3 separate regions of the Homo sapiens genome follow, and regions 1 and 2 are each linked to region 3. Evidence: chromatin contacts called from ENCODE Hi-C or POLR2A ChIA-PET data. All regions are on one chromosome and are shown on one strand. Each heading gives the region's core, a stretch centred on a gene start or an enhancer-like site at or near the end of the contact. The rest is flanking DNA. Distances are from core to core; before and after follow the strand shown. Region 1 holds the start of CIT (citron rho-interacting serine/threonine kinase). Region 2 holds the start of NRAV (negative regulator of antiviral response). Region 3 holds the start of GCN1 (GCN1 activator of EIF2AK4).

Region 1 (2,998 bases), core at 79-2,578, 320 kb after region 3:
CAGTTTATTCTTTTTCATTGCTTGTGAAAACACTGCAATATACAATTTTGTCTTTTCTACTGCTGATGGACATTTATATCACTTCCAGTTTTTTGCGAACACTATTTTGTATTCTTATACACATCTCTTGGTGTACATAAGTAGGAGTTTCTCGCCGGCGTGGTGGCTCAGGGCCTGTAATCTCAGCACTTTGGGAGGCCGAGGTGGGCAGATCACTCGAGGTCAGGAGTTCAAGACCAGCCTGGACAACACGGTGAAACCCCATCTCTACTAAAAATACAAACAATTGGGCATGGTGGCATGCACCTGTAATCCCAGTTACTTGGGAGGATGAGACAAGAGAATAGCTTGAACCTGGGAGGTGGAGGTTGCAGTGAGGCGAGATCGTGCCATTGCACTCCAGCCTGGGAGACAGAGCAAGACTCCATCTCAAAATAAATAAATAAATAGGAGTTTTTCTTAGGTAGAGAAACTACACCTAGCAATAGTCATAGAATGCACAAATCTTCAATGTTAGCAAATAATGCCAAACTTTTTTTTCAAATTTCAAAGAGATTGTATCCATTTACACGCCTACGGGTACTGTATAAGTGTGTGTACTTCCACATCTTCGCAAACACTGTCACATCCTTTTGTTGTTGTTGTTCTCGAATTTGAGTGTTATTCTTTCTCACTGTGACTTTATTTTTCATATTTTCTGATTATGAACGAGGTTGACAACTTTCACACATTTGTTGGTCATCTGGATTTCCTTTTTGGTGAAGTGCCTGTTTAAGTATCTCGTCTATAATTTATTTTAAAGTGTCCTTTCAGACAGTCTCAATGACTGTCACCAACTCCTTGCAGGGCAGTCAGCCCGGAGATAGAGTAATCAAGGTAGGTTGAAGTCAAGCTCAAAACATTCGCTGCCTCAGCTGTAGCAGAGGACCACTGGGCTTCCCCAGGTAACAAGTACTTCTACCTTAGCCACATGAGAGAGAAAGAAGACCAGGCAGAGCAGCCTGGCTGCCTTCCTCCTTGCAGGTGGCCGAGAGCAGGGGACAGCGCCCTGGCGACCTCCTCAGGGATCCTAGATTAACAGTCGCGTCCTCAAACGCAGCATCCTGCGTAACCGCCAATTTCAAACTTCCAAGACCTGCCCTGCTGATTTTGCCCTTCCCTTTTTCCCGTTGGTCGCGAGTCAAAGGAAGATGCAATTTGATTGGCTCTCCCCTTCACTTTCCTCCATGCCTTTAGGGACATGGGCGGGGCCTGGCTGAGACGCCCATGTCTATCATAGGAGCGGAGACGCTGATTGGTCCAAACACGGCTGAGACCCGCCCGCGCCGTTCCTCGGGTTCAAACGCGGCGGCGGGAGGCGCGGGGCGGAACAGATCGCAGACCTGGGGGTTCGCAGAGCGTGAGTCTGATCCCCCAGACCCAATTCTACCGCACCCGGCTCTGCAAGGCCAGGGGAGGGCCGCCTCCACCCATACAAGTCCCGGGTTTCCCTCCCGCCCCGGGGAGGGCGGCGATTCCACCCCCAGGGCTGCGGGAGGCCTGGAGGGTCTTCCGGGGCTAGCTGTGCGCGCGCCCACCTTCCTTGGGAGCCGAGGGGTCAGCCGAGTGGTGCTGGGGCAGGAGGCTTGCTCCTCCCCTAAACCAGGCGGAGTGCTTTGTCTCTTCAGCTCTGCCTCCTGTCAGCACTAACTGCATTATTCTGCCCAGTGTAGTCGGCCGGTTCCTTATTATCTGCGTGAACTTAGCCATTTACTTAACCTCTCTGTTTCAGCGTATTCATACCCCGTGCCCACCCCATCACCTCATGATGCCCCCGCCTCTTTCGCTCTGCTCCAGTCCGTCTGGCCTCGCTGTTGCTGGAGAGGCCAGGTCCTGCCTCAGTGCTTTTGGCTTGGCTGTTTCGTTTGCCACGGATGTCTTTCTTTCCCCAGATATCAACATGGCTTGCTGGTCATTCGCTTCAGGTCTTCAAGTCTTGGGTCAAATGGTGGCTTCTCAGTGAAGTCTTATTTGACCACACTAAAAATTGCACCATCTCACCCCCATTGTCCTTTTCTTGCTCGATTTTGTTTTTACCCCATAGCACTTAACACCTTACAACAAGCTATATATTTTGCTTATTTCAGTCATTCATTTAATAACTATTCGCACCTATTTGTGTGCCAGGCTATGTGTGCCCCCACTGCATGGGGGCAAACATCTCTGCCCTTGTGGAGCTTCCATTCTAAGGGGGGAGATAATAAACACATTTATAAGTAAGAGAGTATGTCAGATAAGTGTATCATCTCCTGTCACAGTGAGTTAAAATCTGGTGTTTAATCTCCATGATTAGACTGAGCTTCCTAAAACTGGAGTGGTAGCTGATTTTCACCTCCTTGTCCCTGATATCTTGAGGGAGATCAGGATCTCTCAGGCCCTTCCTGCTCAAAACATAGGACACACTTGACTTTTCTGATATCCTTTCAGCGCCAGTGGGGAGATGTTGAAGTTCAAATATGGAGCGCGGAATCCTTTGGATGCTGGTGCTGCTGAACCCATTGCCAGCCGGGCCTCCAGGCTGAATCTGTTCTTCCAGGTAACAGCCTACCCTGCCAACTTTGCTCACCTGTGTGTGTCCTTGGAATCTCCTTGTCACTCACCTTTGCTTTTATTTATTTGTTTATTTATTTAGAGTCTCAGTCTCTCAGGCTGGAGTACAGTGGTGCAATCTCAGCTCACTGCAACCTCCGCCTCCTGGGTTCAAGCGATTCTCCTGCCTCAGCCTCCAGAGTAGCTGGGACTACAGCCGCCTGCCACCACACCCGGCTAAATTTTGTATTTTTCTTTTTAGTAGAGACGGGGTTTCACCATGTTGGCCAGGCTAGGGTCGAACTCCTGACCTCAAGTGATCCACCTGCCTTGGCCTCCTAAAGTGCTGGGATTACAGGCATGAACCGTGCCCAGCTTGCTTTTATTATAGGACCAGGGATAATATTTTAGGGGAAATTCTGTTTTGTTT
Region 2 (3,078 bases), core at 301-2,800, 300 kb before region 3:
AAACAGAATCTGTCAACTGGCCAAATTTTATCCTTAATTATTATCCAAACAGCCGTCCTCTTCACATCTATCCGGATGATGCTAATCTACTACCCTGTCCACTAGGTTAGCAAGTTGTAGGAACAACTCTTCACCATTTCTCCCACCCTAAGAGGTACTGGGGAGTAGAATGCCTGTGGGGGGCATTGGGTGGCAACGGTTATCTTTCTCTGCAAAATTCTTACAAGTGTTTGTGGAGCGTCACACAAGATTTAGCTACTCTAACTGCACGCAGTGCGAAAACCTTTTAAAGCTATGAAGGGGAGTAACGCTCTTGCAAGCTAGAGGCACGCACTGCTGCGTTTGTCAAAAAAGGCATTTATTTCTGTTCCATCTGAAGTCTTTCATCTTCCCATTCTCGACTGGAACCCTCCCACGGCTTAGGCTGCCAGCTTTCTTCCCTTCCAGCAAACACTGCTCGAGAAGTTGGCAGTCCTGCCGGCTTTCTAGACTGCCATTTACCAAGCCCCTACCCCAGCCCCCAGCCCCGCCACCACCCACCACCTTCCCTCAACTCCCCACTGGAAGGCTGGCAAGATCTCCTCCCGGCCCGGCTGGAAACACCCACGCAGCTCCCCCCTCCGGAACACCCAGATGGATCCTCGGCGCAGGAACCACACAGAAGGGGGAACCGCTGCTCCCTGATCTTAGATACCGTTGCTAGGTGGCGCTTTCCCCCCGCGGAGCTGGGTAATTAAAAAAAAAAAAAAAAAAACTTCGGACGCCGGGGGTCTGGTCTTCTCCACAGGAGCGCAAAATGCATCTGCGTCCTTTCTGGAAGCTTCTACGCCCCAAGCCGCCAGCAGTATTCCCGGGACCTGTCAGGCGCCCTTAGGAAAGCAGGATCGGGGGGAAGGAACCCCCTGCTCCCGGCTGCGTATCGGCCCCCGCGCCCATCCTCACCTTCTTGATATGAGCCGCAATGTCCTTCTCTATGTTGTATTTCTCCAGCGCCTGAGTAGCGCACTCCACCGAGTCCTGTTGCATCTCTTCCGACATGTCCGCATTTTTGATCACGGCCTTTCGGTCGCACATGGTTACCTAGTGGGCAAGGCCTGGGGTAAGGGGTTGAGTTGGGCCGCGCCCCCCAGGCACTAACTGCCCCCACCCCGGCCGGCGCCACCACGGGACGACGCCCCCCACCCCACTTCTCAGGAAGCGCGGGCTACGCGGAGGGCTAAGTCCGGAGTGGGGCGAAATAAGGCAGCGAGGACACCCCCTGGCCCCCCGAGTTTCTCACCGTGGAGAAGGGGGCTGGCCGACTGCAACGGTCTCCTGGGGGAGGTGCTAGCACAGCTCAGGCCCGGCTAGAGATACCGTCGCTACCGAAACCGTGGCGCATCTAAGCAGCCCCACGCCAGCCGCCGCCGCCTAGTGCTCAGGCCCCGCCCTGCTCCCGCCGGCCCCGCCCCTCGCCGCGCGACCCTATTGGCTTGACGCAGCCCACGGCATTCTTCCATTGGTCCATTGACTCCATGGTTCCCTCAGGATCTTTCTCCTGCATTTTGTTGCAGACCACAATGCACCGCTCACGGCGTCGGTTGCCCGGGCAATGGGCCGCACGCTACGAGGCCCACACACCCAGAAGGTGGAGCCCCGGCCGGGTTACGAGGACCACCCAGCTGTCTGGAGAGGTAGGAAGGGAGCTTCTGCCGGGGCCAAGGGAAGTGATTCCAAATTCACGGAGGTTGTCCCAGGGTGTGTTCTCGAACAACAGTCTCTAGAAGTTGGTGGCCATTCCTGCCCCCACCCCCCCGCCCCCCCACCACGACAGGTCGCATGATCTCGCACCCCAGGTTAGCAGGATTACGACAGAGGTGGCCTCTCCCTTTACTGAAAGGGTATCTCTGAAGCAGGGCCGGCTTCGTGGGTAAACCAGCAGTGCAGTCTCACAGGAGGGACCCTTACGTTTTCATTTTGCACTGGGCCCCATTTGTAGTCGGTTCTGCTCTGAAATATTTAGGGGAGGGCATCCTCAGGATTGAGGGAGGGCTTCAAGGAGGGAGGGTGTTTCCTTACGAATTAAGGGATTATCCCCAAGAGTGGGGTCTCTGCCAAGCAATGCGGACATCCTTTAAGGGGTTGGGGATGGGGATCCGGGTGGATTTGGGAGTGTTGAGCCCCGGGGTTTTTGTCCAGGGTGAAGCTTCTTGCTCAGGTGAGGCAGTCTTTCCTGTGTGGGAGAGATTCTTGGTTGGGATTTATCTCTGAGGAGGAGGTATTCTAATGGACGAAAAAGCGGCCGTTAGAGAGATGACGTCCCCTCTGGCTTAGGGAGGAGACACGAAGTGGTTAAAAAAGCAAGATCTTGGGGGAGTTGAGGGACAAGTCAGATCTGGATTTAAATCCCAGCACTGTCATTTACTAGCTATTTGAATGTCTTCTTTAAGTAAAGGAGGACTAAATGTAAAAGGAAACCAGTTCATACGCTTGTTAGCAGTATTAAACATTTGAAGTTCTCTCAGCACAATGTGAGGCACATAGTAAATGATCAATGAATCTTATCAATAATTGTCAGTTTATACAACTATCCCAAAGGCCACAGCAAGGTTTTGAACAACCAGCTCTGAAATGCCTATAATGTATTTTTCGAACCTCCATAAATAAGTTATCAGGTTAATCATGTATCTGGAAGCTTCCTATTTACATTTCTACATTTTCCTCTGACCATCTACTCTCATTACTCCTTAAAACAATTTGTGGCTGGGCATGATGGCTCACACCTGTAATCCCAGCACTTTGAGAAGCCGAGTCAAGGGGATCGCTTGAGCTCAGTAGTTGGAGACCAGCCTGGGCAATATGGCCAAACCCCATCTCAAAAAATAAAAATAAAACAATTTGAGCAGAGGCACACAACTCCAGAAAGAAAAAGATGGGAATAGGCCGGGTGCGGTGGCTCATGCCTATAATCCCAGCACTTTGGGAGGCCGAGGCGGGTGGATGACCTGAGGTAAGGAGTTTGAGACCAGCCTGATCAACATGGAGAAACCCCATCTCTACTAAAAATACAAAATTAGCTGGGCATGGTGGCACGTGCCT
Region 3 (2,700 bases), core at 134-2,633:
TTTATATTTTCGAGATAGTCTCAAATATATTTGAGACTGGGGTGCAGTGGCTTGGACTTGGCTCACTGCAACCTCCGCCTCCTGGGTTCAAGTGATTCTCCTGCCTCAGCCTCCCAAGTAGCTGCAATTACCGGAGGCTGCCACCACACCGGGCTAATTTTTTTGTTGTTGAGACAGTCTCGTCCTGTCACCCAGACTGGAGTGCAATGGTATGGTCTCAGCTCACTGCAACCTCTGCCTCTCGGGTTCAAGCGGTTCTCCCACCTCAGCCTCCCCAGTAGCTGGGACTACAGGCATGTGCCACCACTCGGCTAATTTTTGTACTTTTAGTAGAGACGGGGTTTCACTATGTTGGCCAGGCTGGTCTGGAACTCCTGACCTTGTGATCTGCCCGCCCTGTCCTCCCGAAGCGCTGGAATTATACAAGGGTGAGCCACCGCACCCGGCCTTTTTTTTTTTTTTTTTTTTTTTTGGTATTTTTAGTAGAGACAAGGTTTTGTCATGTTGACCAGGCTGGTCTGGAAATCCTAACATCAGGTTGATCTACCCACCTCAGCCTCCCAAAGTGCTGGGATTACAGGCGTGAGCCACCATGCCTGGCCCCAGTATTTAAAGAGAAAGCAGCATCTGCTGAGAATAGGTGTTTTTGTTGTGATTCCTGTATTTCACTTAGAGATCTGTCTGCTGGAACATGATATATTCATTCTAACTAGGTCTGTGTCAAAGGTTTGAAAGCCACTGCTAACAGGGCTGACAACTAAGCTGTGGAGACCCTGTTCCCTAAATTGCAGCCACGTCTGCACGTAGCCTCTTGCCCTGTGGCCTTCAAAACTCCCAGCCTGGGGCGTCCAGCATTTCCCCAGGGCAGGGGCCTCGTTCAGTTCTGAACCTTCCCTGACCTCCGTATCCAGCCACGTTTGCTAACCCTGTACAAGTCATCCGCCAACTGAACTACAAACTGAGGACAAAAGACTAGTTCACCGACTCTTTTACCTAGTTTTTAGTTCCTGCTATCTAGGAAGCAACACTTGTTTTTCTAAAGAACTTAGTCATCACTCAGGAAAGGCCCACGTAGGGCTGGCCCTGCGGGCTGGAAGTGGGTCAGGGGCTGCAAGGCGGGCCCATAGCGTTACACCGCGGGCTCACCACGTTACAAGCGCTAGTCTCCCACGAGGCGCCCGGGGCTGAAGAGCGGGCCCTGGGGAGGAGGCCTTGTGGCTCGGGCGCGGGCCAACTTTAAGCCCGTGATCCGGCTGCCCGGGCTGCAGCGGCCGCCGTCCTGCCCGGGGGCACCAAGCCCGGGGCCCTGCCCCCGCTGGCTCCCGGCCTCGCCCTGCCGCGTGGGCCACGCTGTGACCCGGAAGCGTTCCGGAAGCGGTTCCGGAGTCAGCCCCGGCAGGATGGCGGCGGACACGCAGGTGAGGCGGGCGGCTGCGGGGCCAACGCGGCCAGGGACTGGGTGCGGACGGTGGCCGTCGGGCGGGGCCCCTCTCGCTCCTCGGCTTAGGGGCGTTGGAGGTGGTGGCTGTGGAGGTCGTAGTCTCGGGGCCGTCTCAGGCTGGACTCTCAGGGCTGCGGGCTTGGCCCGGCCCGGGCGGCGCAGGCAGACCGCGGGCTCGAGGAGTCCGGGGCTCCCGCCTCGACTTCAGCAGCTGGAGCTCGGCGGGGCCTTTGCCCGACCCCAGAGTTGCAGAAGTTCACTTTACCGAGCCTCTACTTCTTTTCTCCAAAGCCCTCCGGCTGTGAGCCCCGGGCCAACGCCAAGTCTTCCTTAAACTTTGTATTCAGCAAATATTCTTTGAGCACCTACTATGAGCAGGGACTTTGAGTGTAGTCTTTGGATTCATACAGATCTGGGCTTGAGTTCCTGCTCGTCGATTTCTGTGACATGCCAAACAAGTGACTTAACCCCGCCAAGTCTGCCTTTTCATCTATAAAATGAAGTTAAAACAATACTTATCTTAAAAGGTTGTTGTGAAGGTTCAGTGAGATAAAATACGGCTTGATATATGTTGGTTGTTATCAGATCCAGGGTTAGTGAAAAGAACTGTCCTGTCCAGGAAGAGTGTTACCTATGGGTACCTTGTAGTTCAGGAAGGACCTGGGAAAACCTTTTCCTCCACCCAGTTGTTATGTTTTAAGGTGAAAAGACATTGTCATGAGGCAGGGGAAGAACAGGTGTCTAAGGACAGCTGGGCTGATTTGGTGTCTCCAGGGTGATGGGATTGATTTTTATGTGTAGGCCCAGAAAATGACCACTTAAGCATTCAAAAAGACATTTACTGAGACTCCTATGCAGGTGGCTGATGTTCAAGTTATGTTGTACTGAATACTAGAAAGAAAAGCTTAGTATGAGAGGGTTAGGGGAATACATGCTGAATGTTTAACATTGATACTCACTTGAGGGAAAAATCTCTAGAGCTGCAATGTCCAGTATGGCAGCCACATGGCTTAAGTTTGTTAAAATTAAATTAAATAAAAAAATTCATTGTTTGGCTGGGCGTGGTGGCTCACCCTGTAATCCCAGCACTTTGGGAGGCCAAGGCGGGTGGATCAGTTGAGGTCAGGAGTTTGAGACTAGTCTGACCAACGTGGCAAAACCCCGTCTCTACTAAAAATGCAAAAAATTAACCGGGTATGGTGGCATGTCTGTAATTCCAGCTACTCAGGAGGCTGAGGCATGAGAATCGCTTGAACCTG

Evidence for each region. Hi-C counts contacts between places; a loop is a spot of excess contacts on that map. ChIA-PET counts read pairs that join two places held with the same protein, here RNA polymerase II (POLR2A). Pooled maps may share reads with other maps.
Region 1: a pooled map shows a loop between it and region 3 (3-fold over the local background). The contact joins the promoter of CIT here to the promoter of GCN1 in region 3. A Hi-C loop is called at or near these places in 3 of 37 single-sample maps with no recorded cell type and 8 of 50 pooled maps. POLR2A ChIA-PET finds 5 or more read pairs at or near these places in 6 of 52 experiments (CD8-positive, alpha-beta memory T cell, GM12878, H1 and 3 more).
Region 2: a loop to region 3 is called in a pooled map, with 7 times the contacts of the local background. The contact joins the promoter of NRAV here to the promoter of GCN1 in region 3. A Hi-C loop is called at or near these places in 1 of 37 single-sample maps with no recorded cell type and 9 of 50 pooled maps. POLR2A ChIA-PET finds 5 or more read pairs at or near these places in 20 of 52 experiments (AG04450, BJ, CD4-positive, alpha-beta T cell and 16 more).

The regions. Positions count from the first base shown.
Region 1 is chr12:119,875,650-119,878,647 of GRCh38, reverse strand. CIT (citron rho-interacting serine/threonine kinase) reads left to right here and starts at 1,328. Exons shown (of 48, transcript NM_001206999.2): 1 at 1,328-1,399; 2 at 2,467-2,575. The coding sequence starts at 2,480. RefSeq lists a silencer at 1,569-1,648 and an enhancer at 1,879-1,938.
Region 2 is chr12:120,494,418-120,497,495 of GRCh38, reverse strand. It overlaps NRAV (negative regulator of antiviral response), which reads left to right and starts at 1,550. Exons shown (of 2, transcript NR_038854.1): 1 at 1,550-1,673. DYNLL1 (dynein light chain LC8-type 1) reads right to left here and starts at 1,383. Exons shown (of 3, transcript NM_003746.3): 1 at 1,280-1,383; 2 at 943-1,080. The coding sequence starts at 1,074. RefSeq lists silencers at 980-1,499, 1,790-1,839 and an enhancer at 1,059-1,725.
Region 3 is chr12:120,193,398-120,196,097 of GRCh38, reverse strand. GCN1 (GCN1 activator of EIF2AK4) reads left to right here and starts at 1,383. Exons shown (of 58, transcript NM_006836.2): 1 at 1,383-1,418. The coding sequence starts at 1,401. RefSeq lists a silencer at 1,086-1,675.